Regions from separate parts of the Mus musculus genome. Here regions 1 and 2 are each linked to region 3. The links are chromatin loops, found by intact Hi-C in ENCODE. Cell type or tissue: left cerebral cortex. All regions are shown on one strand.

What was found. Peaks named below come from ENCODE experiments on the same cell type or tissue, not always from the same donor. Only the 100,000 strongest peaks of a DNase experiment are listed, where the experiment ranks them.
Region 1: a loop joins it to region 3, with 2.6 times the contacts of the local background. A loop is called at or near these places in 3 of 42 quality-filtered maps.
Region 2: a loop joins it to region 3, with 2.8 times the contacts of the local background. A loop is called at or near these places in 3 of 42 quality-filtered maps.

Annotation. Positions count from the first base shown.
Region 1 is chr6:118,965,580-118,968,079 of GRCm38, forward strand. The region is part of intron 3 of Cacna1c (calcium channel, voltage-dependent, L type, alpha 1C subunit); the gene reads right to left. Among named protein-coding and RNA genes, the nearest start is that of Gm50599, 48 kb to the right of the region's middle. In left cerebral cortex, no CTCF peak of the experiment used is centred here; a DNase peak (open chromatin) is centred at 1,524.
Region 2 is chr6:118,978,852-118,981,351 of GRCm38, forward strand. The region is part of intron 3 of Cacna1c (calcium channel, voltage-dependent, L type, alpha 1C subunit); the gene reads right to left. Gm50599 (a long non-coding RNA gene) reads right to left here. Exons shown (of 2, transcript XR_001785462.2): 2 at 1-2,500. Among named protein-coding and RNA genes, the nearest start is that of Gm50599, 35 kb to the right of the region's middle. In left cerebral cortex, a CTCF peak has its summit at 1,003; a DNase peak (open chromatin) is centred at 1,526; H3K27ac peaks cover 1,100 bases.
Region 3 is chr6:118,850,376-118,852,875 of GRCm38, forward strand. The region is part of intron 3 of Cacna1c (calcium channel, voltage-dependent, L type, alpha 1C subunit); the gene reads right to left. 1700080F18Rik (a long non-coding RNA gene) reads left to right here. Exons shown (of 2, transcript XR_003956354.1): 2 at 1,863-2,500. Among named protein-coding and RNA genes, the nearest start is that of 1700080F18Rik, 11 kb to the left of the region's middle. In left cerebral cortex, no CTCF peak of the experiment used is centred here; DNase peaks (open chromatin) are centred at 947 and 1,947; H3K27ac peaks cover 385 bases.

The sequences.
Region 1 (2,500 bases), 120 kb after region 3:
TGCTTTGTCTTGCTCTTCCCAGGAATCTCCAGCTGTCATGGGAGCCCAAGCCTTAAGCCATCGCTCTGGCTTCAGTTTCTATACAGCTTCTTTCTAGAGCAGAATTCTTCCCTTAGACATCCTCATGTGGACACATTATCCCAGACACCCTGGCTCCTGGAGGCAGGCAGGATGTCCCTGGCATTGCACAACTCTAGGTTCTAAATAGTGTGTGCCTGCTGAGTTGTTCAATGTTTCTATGCATGCCCAGCCAAAGCTCTCAGGCTCATGACAATGCAGACTGCAGCATCCAGTCAGTTGAAAGCAACGCCTCTTTTAAAAGGGGGTACCACAGTTAGTTTCCATTTCCTTCACCCTCTCTCTGCTCCACTTCTGCACACATTTTTGTGAACCACAGCCCAGGCACAGCCCACAGAGGCACCTCCTATCAGAATCACCTTCAGGTGTAGAAAGGACCTGTCACAATTTTCAAAAAAATAACACTTTTTTTTCCTATTCTTTAAAATGTGTATGGGTGCTTTGCCTGTATGTGTGCTTATGTATCATGTGTGTGCTTTGTGCCTATGGAAGGCAGAAGAGGGGCTGGGTGCCCCAGAACTCGGTTACAAATGATTGTGAACCACTATGTAGGAACTGGAATCAAACTCTGGTTGCAGAGCTTGTCACCACAGACTCACTTTCTGCCCTCCTTCTCTTCCATTTTATTTTATTTCAAAGGTTTATTGTAGAAGTTTGGTGGAAGCAAATAGAGAATAAAATAATCTGTTTGTTTGTTTGTTTTTTCCTTCTTGAACTCCAGCATATACCCTCTGGGCTTTCTAAAAGACTGTGTCTCTCAACTATACCTATACATGCCCTAAATTAAGATCATATTAATCAATGTTCTATAATCTCGTTTCATTTATCAATCCAATTGAACATCTTCCTAGGACACGACACATTCCTCCATATTGATATTTGAATATGGCATTCCTTCATGTGGCTATATTGTAACTTAGTAATTATCCAAAGGACTAAAGAATACAAGAGAAAAATTGAACTGTCCCAAGTTTGTCACCATTGTGAATGACTCCCAAAACATCCCAGTAAATGAAGTTTCATTTACTCTGATTGGTGGTTGTTTGGTTTTGTTTTTTCTATTCTTGAGAGAAATTCAGTACTTTTTTCACTTTTTAAAAATTAAAATGCAATTATATCTTTTCTCCCTTTTTTTCCTCAACCCAACCCCTCTGAATGTTCTCATAGGGTGAAGTCATACAGAATTGTTGAACCAAAGGGAGAGAACACTGTTCACACTTCTCTGTGTGTTGTCAAACTACCCTAAAAAGTAAGCTGCTTACACTGCCACCAACCAGGGGTGAGAACGCACAGCCCACAATACCTTCATCCACACTCCATCGATGGCATCCATCCTGGGCTGAGAGCCAAGCCTCCCAGCACCTGGAGGCCTTCAGAAGCAGCAGAGACCAGCATGCCTTGGCACTACCCTCCAGAGCATGGGTCTCTTTCACATAATGGAAAAACTGTGTCCTCATCCGTCCATCCCACATCCACTACTGGCTGTTGGAGCCAGCCTCTATGCCTCCCAAGCAGCTGGCCTCCCATATGGCTTGTCACCCCCTGCCAAACCCATCTCCAAATCCACAGGCAGAATGATCTTTCAAAGAAGGAAGCAGCAGTAACCATGCCCCGATCCTATCTGCCATGCTTTCCCCTCTCCCCACCCTCCAGTGCTGCCACCTCACCCTCCCCACCCACCGTGCTTCACCTCTCACCCTCCCCACTCACCATGCTGCCCACCTCTTACCCTCCCACTCACCGTGTTCCACCTCTCACCCTCCCCACTCACCGTGCTCCACCTCTCACCCTCCCCACTCACCATGCTGCCCACCTCTTGCCCTCCCTACTCACCATGCTGCCCACCTCTTACCCTCCCCACCCACTTCACTGCCCTCCAGTCTTGTTTCTCCTTTCTTTGTTAGACATTTTTATTTTTAACTGGAACAGGAATTACACATATTTATGTAGATTTGATAAGACACTTCAATATATATGTCCAGTGTGTGGTGGTCAGATCAGGATGTACCTATAACTTCAGATATAGTGGGCAACATTCAAAATATTACTTATTAACAATTTTAGAGCACTGCCAAAACCAGCTATCCCACTGTGATAGACAAAATTAGGAGCTATTCTTCCTTCAAGCTATATCTTCTCTTCTCTTCTCTTCTCTTCTCTTCTCTTCTCTTCTCTTCTCTTCTCTTCTCTTCTCTTCTCCCCGCTCCTCCTCCTCCTCCTCCTCCTTCTTCTCTCTCTCTCTCTCTCTCTTTCTCTCTCTCTCTCTCTCTCTCCCCTGCAAGATGAGTTCCTTCTGTCTTCTGAATCCCAAAACAATCTTTCCTGGTCAGCTATTTAAGTTACCATGTTCCCTGCCACTCACCAAACCATCAAGACGTCTTCTTCATGCATGCCTAGATCTGTTTTCTGCCCTCCTCTCTGG
Region 2 (2,500 bases), 130 kb after region 3:
CGTCAATAAGATTTCAGAGCTGCTCACGGCTTTACAAACACAAGCAGCAAGTTTCCAGATACCCCACAGACACTTCGCCAAGGACAACACTCCAGACCTCTACTAACGAGGCCATGCATTCACAAAGCCAATAGTCCAGTATCCAGGCTTGACCTACTAGTCTCGTACTGGGCTCTCCACTGACACATGTTCAGAAAGGAAGTATCGACTTGTCAACCACAAACTCCCTGATCATGTGGGCCTTGAGCTGAAGCCCTGGGAAGTAGGGTTGCCAATGGATGCTGTCTCCCATCATGCCAACACCTGCCCTGACCCACAGGTTCACTGCAGGGCATGCCCTTGACCTCAGAGCACAGGGAAGTGGGTCTGACACTACTCAGAGAAAAGGCCATTCTTAGATGGCCTATGGTAAAATAACCCCCACCTTTAAAGCTCTCTTCCTTAGGAAGCCACCACCTTGGTGTGCAGGAGCTACAACCTAACCATGTACTTCCCTGTCTGATGCCATCAAAGCCCAGTTGCAACTGTAAGCTAAGATGCAAAAGATTCATTGAACCTGGCTCTAGTCAGTCAAAATATCATCCATGTGGTGTGCGCAAATATGCCTTGGACAGATGACTGATGAGAACGTTAACCTTATCACCCTGCCTTGTTCCTGACGCCCAGGTCACCAAGTGCACGGGGAGGATGCTAGCACAAGCCCGGGTGACCTGGGCTCAGTATGTGTAGCCCTTGTCTCTCACACACACCCACTACCAATTTCCTAGGCTTCGGGGTGAAGGTGCTACCATCAAACCCAGGCTTCCTCACAGAAAAGGGAGACAAGGCAAGCAAAGGAAGTATTATCCCCCCAAAGCCATTATAAGCAGCCGTCTTCCCACCTTCCCACAACAGTACTCACTATTTGGGGTCATTCCATCAGCCCAGCTTACCCTGAACTCCCGATGACATTGTAAGTTCCTATGTCCAGTTCTGGCTCCCATGAAAGCACACACAGTGGCCTTAAGGAAGTCACAGGAACTGCAGGTCCCAGAAGGACCTCCTGCTAACTCTGCCTTCCTCCTCCTGCACAGAGCAAGATGCCTCCTTACTCTGCATCTGCCATTTGGGGGTTAAAATAAAACTTAAATCTTCTCCCCTCCTCCTCTTCAGTGTCTGCCCCTCCCTTCCCCTCCCTTCCCTTCCCCTCCCCTCCCCTCCCCTCCCCTCCTCTAACATGTGTTCCTGTATTTTATGGAGTGTGACTTTCTGCATCTCCAATACAAGCGACTTAGCAGACACACACATTTTAAGAGTATGTATCACTTAAAATAACTGAATTTTAAACCTCCTGATTTTAGTTGAGAATTTGATTTGAGGACTAGAGAGATTTGGGCTCTTAAGAAAACAAAGAAACGGCTATTTTGAAGAAACGTGTGAATAATTTTTAAGGAACTGATGGCTAAAGATAAAAAAGAACCAGACTTGCTTTCTGCCCGTCAGGTTTTCCTGTGGAATACAAACACCCTTCCACGCAGTTTTCACAGAGGAGGTTTCTGAAACTCAAGACAGAGATTTTAGACCCCACCTCCTTTTGCTGTATTTCTAAACTACAGTCTTTACCCTTAGCCAAACAACTGCCAACAGGGCGCTGTGTGAAATGCAGTTGACAACCACCATAAGCCAGCTGCTAACTGTTCAAAGTGGCACACGGTCTGCAGAGAAGCCCCCGGTCTGCTTCACAGACGTGCGCACACAAAAGCATGCCCACATACGTGCACGCACACACGAGCACCACGAAACAATTTGTCTTCTGAGAATCATCAAATCTCGGCAATGACAGCTCCTCTCGGTGGATTTCTCATTATTATAACTTTTTTTTTTTTACTTTTAAACTGTTTTCACTTGTTTTTTTTTTTAATTAGGTATTTTCCTCATTTACATTTCCAATGCTATACCAAAAGTCCCCCATACCCTCCCTCCCACTCCCCTACCCACCCACTCCCACTTTTTGGCCCTGGCGTTCCCCTGTACTGGGGCATATAAAGTTTGCATGACCAGTGGGCCTCTTTTTCCAGTGATGGCCGACTAGGCCATCTTCTGATACATATGCAGCTAGAGACACGAGCTCTGGGGGTACTGGTTAGTTCATATTGTTGTTCCACCTATAGGGTTGCAGATCCCTTTAGCTCCTTGGGTACTTTCTCTAGCTCCTCCATTGGGGGCCCTGTGATCCATCCAATAGCTGACTGTGAGCATCCACTTCTATGTTTGCTAGGCCCCGGCATAGTCTCACAAGAGACAGCTATATCAGGGTCCTTTCAGCAAAATCTTGCTAGTGTATGCAATGGTGTCATCGTTTGGAGGCTGATTATGGGATGGATCCCTGGATATGGCAGTCTCTAGATGGTCCATCCTTTTGTCTCAGCTCCAAACTTTGTCTCTGTAACTCCTTCCATGGGTGTTTTGTACACTCCAGGCCTGCTGTGGAGTGGATCACTGGTATCGATTTAATTTTGGT
Region 3 (2,500 bases):
TGTATCCTAAAGCCACAGGCCAGTTCTGAGCATAAAATGCAGAAGGCTTGAGACCCATTGTTTGTTCGGCCACTGAGTTGAAAAGCTTCAGCAAGCTGGCCAAGCTGGCCTCTCTGAGGGCTGGTCTCCCAGCAGTGTATTACCACTGTAAGGAGCCTCCAGAATGAAGCTGCATGAAGAAACCCCAGCCCTCTTGGTCCTGGTCAGAGAGCTCTTCCCACTCACAAGACCCTGGACCTCTGTAACTGGAATTCCCGGCAATATGCCAGGCCTATAGGCAGAGCTATATCATTAGACAGCATGCCAGTGCAGGGATTGGCCTTGCAACGGGGAGTGAGAACTCAAATGACAGCTTAATCTGATGACAGCATCAAAGTAATGTTTTCGTTTATTCTTTTTTATTATTAATTTATTTTATGTATATGAGTACACTGTAGCTGTCTTCAGACACACCAGAAGAGGGCAACGGATCTTGTTACAGATGGTTGTGAGCACCATGTGGTTGCTGGGAATTTGAACTCAGGACCTCTGGAAGAGCAGTCAGTGCTCTTAACTGCTGAGCCATCTCTCCAGCCCCACTTTGGTTTATTTTTGTGGTTTACCAAAGCGCGCGCACACACACACGCATACTCGCGCACACACACAAAGAGAGAAAGACAGGGGGAGAGCCTCTATTCTTATGTTATTATGATTATTTGAGTGATATAGGGGAGAGGTGTGCAGGCAGGAAGGGGTGGATGGGCTGTGGGCAAAGAGAACACTTTTCAGCACACTAAGTTCCATCAGTCCCAAACTAACTGGGGATCTCATAAGCCACTGCCCACCGCGCTCTGCCAATGGTCTGAGGTGCATCAAGTCAACCTGATGTTGCTATGAGAACCAGATTCCTCCCCAGCACCATAGCAACAGACTCCAAAGTGTGTTAAGCACACAGTCTGCTCACACTTTACACCATAAGCTGGGAAAGAGAGCAGCAGGAGCTGTGGGGGTGGGCACAGGGATATTTTCCTAAACCAATTAGCTGAAAACTCAAATACATGAGGCTCAGTTTGAATGGAGAGGATCGCAGGGACCACACATCTTCATTAAAATTCTCAGGGACACTGAGAGTTACTGTATCACTATCAACCTTTGGGGCCCTATCTGTGGCTCTCTACATTGTAGCAAACCTACATCTGTTGTGGTCAGAACAAGGCGCTTTCCTGAGAAAGGCTTCCTTCCCAGGTCATGAGAAGCAGCCAACAGCAGCCAACAATATGCATTCCTTCATCCTGATGTTCTAGATCAGTGGTTCTCACCCTGTGGTTCTCACATCAGCTATCCCATGTATCAGATATTCACATTATGAGTCATTACAGTTATGAAGTAGCAACGAAATCAATGAAATATTTTTATGGTTGGGGGTCACCACAGCATGAGGAACTGTATTAAAGGGTCACAGCATTAGGAAGGTTGAGAGTCACTGCTCTAAACCAAAGACTCCATCTCTTCATGCATGGTAGGGAAGAATGCTGTTCCTAAAAGGCCAGAAAAGGATGCCAGTTCTCATCCTTAATAATCAGTGGCTATGGGTTTGGTGTGGTAGTAGGACTGCCCCAGTGTCAGGGCAGAAAAGTGGGTCTGGGAAGAATGGGCTACCGAACAGTTGACAGCACTTGCCACATACTGCAAGAATGTCTTCCAGGAGTTAGAGATAACAGAGGAAGTGCTTCTCCAGCCTGTTCCCCCACCCCCAACCCTCCCCAATGCCACAGACTGTTGCTGGGCTGTCTACACCAGTAAGTGCTAGTATAAACTTGAGCAAGTTTATTTGTTGCAATTGGCCTGAAGCTTGGGTCCCAAAATGTGATATTTTTTTTCAGGCAGTCATGGCACCAGAAAACTTATTTAAAATGCAAATCCAGACATCTCCCGCCAGCCCTGTGACTCAGAAACTCTGGGGTAGGTCCAGCAGTCCGTGTGAACAAGCTTGGCAGGTGAATCCTGCAAAGGCGAGTTGAGGCCCACGGGCTTGAACAGTCTGCAATCCTCCACACTTTCGTCTTTCAACCTACTTGGGCATCATCAGGTCAGCCATCAGCAGGGATCACATACTCGCACAGGGGGAAGAGGCATAAGACCTTCCTGTCCAGTTTCTTCCTGGTTAAGCCTGCTGTCATCCCTCCCTAATGATGCTGCTGGACCCACCAAGCTCAGCCCTTTGCATGATGAACCAACCAGGAACACCAGTTCTGCTTTCTGCAACCGTTTACAATTTTCTTCCTCTTGTACACACTAGCAGTCAGTGAAATGTTGCTCCCTAATTCCCCTGTCTCCAGGGTAAACATCTATAACTTCCTTTGTAGTTCTGATATAACAAGGTTTCTAGTTGACCCTGCAGGATCCCTCCCTGCCTATGATCAAACAAGACCACCAGAAGCTTGGAAGAAAATATCCCAGCCATATTTGGCTTGCACAGAGCATGGGAGCTGTGGCCCCCGGCTGCCTGGATACTAGGAAC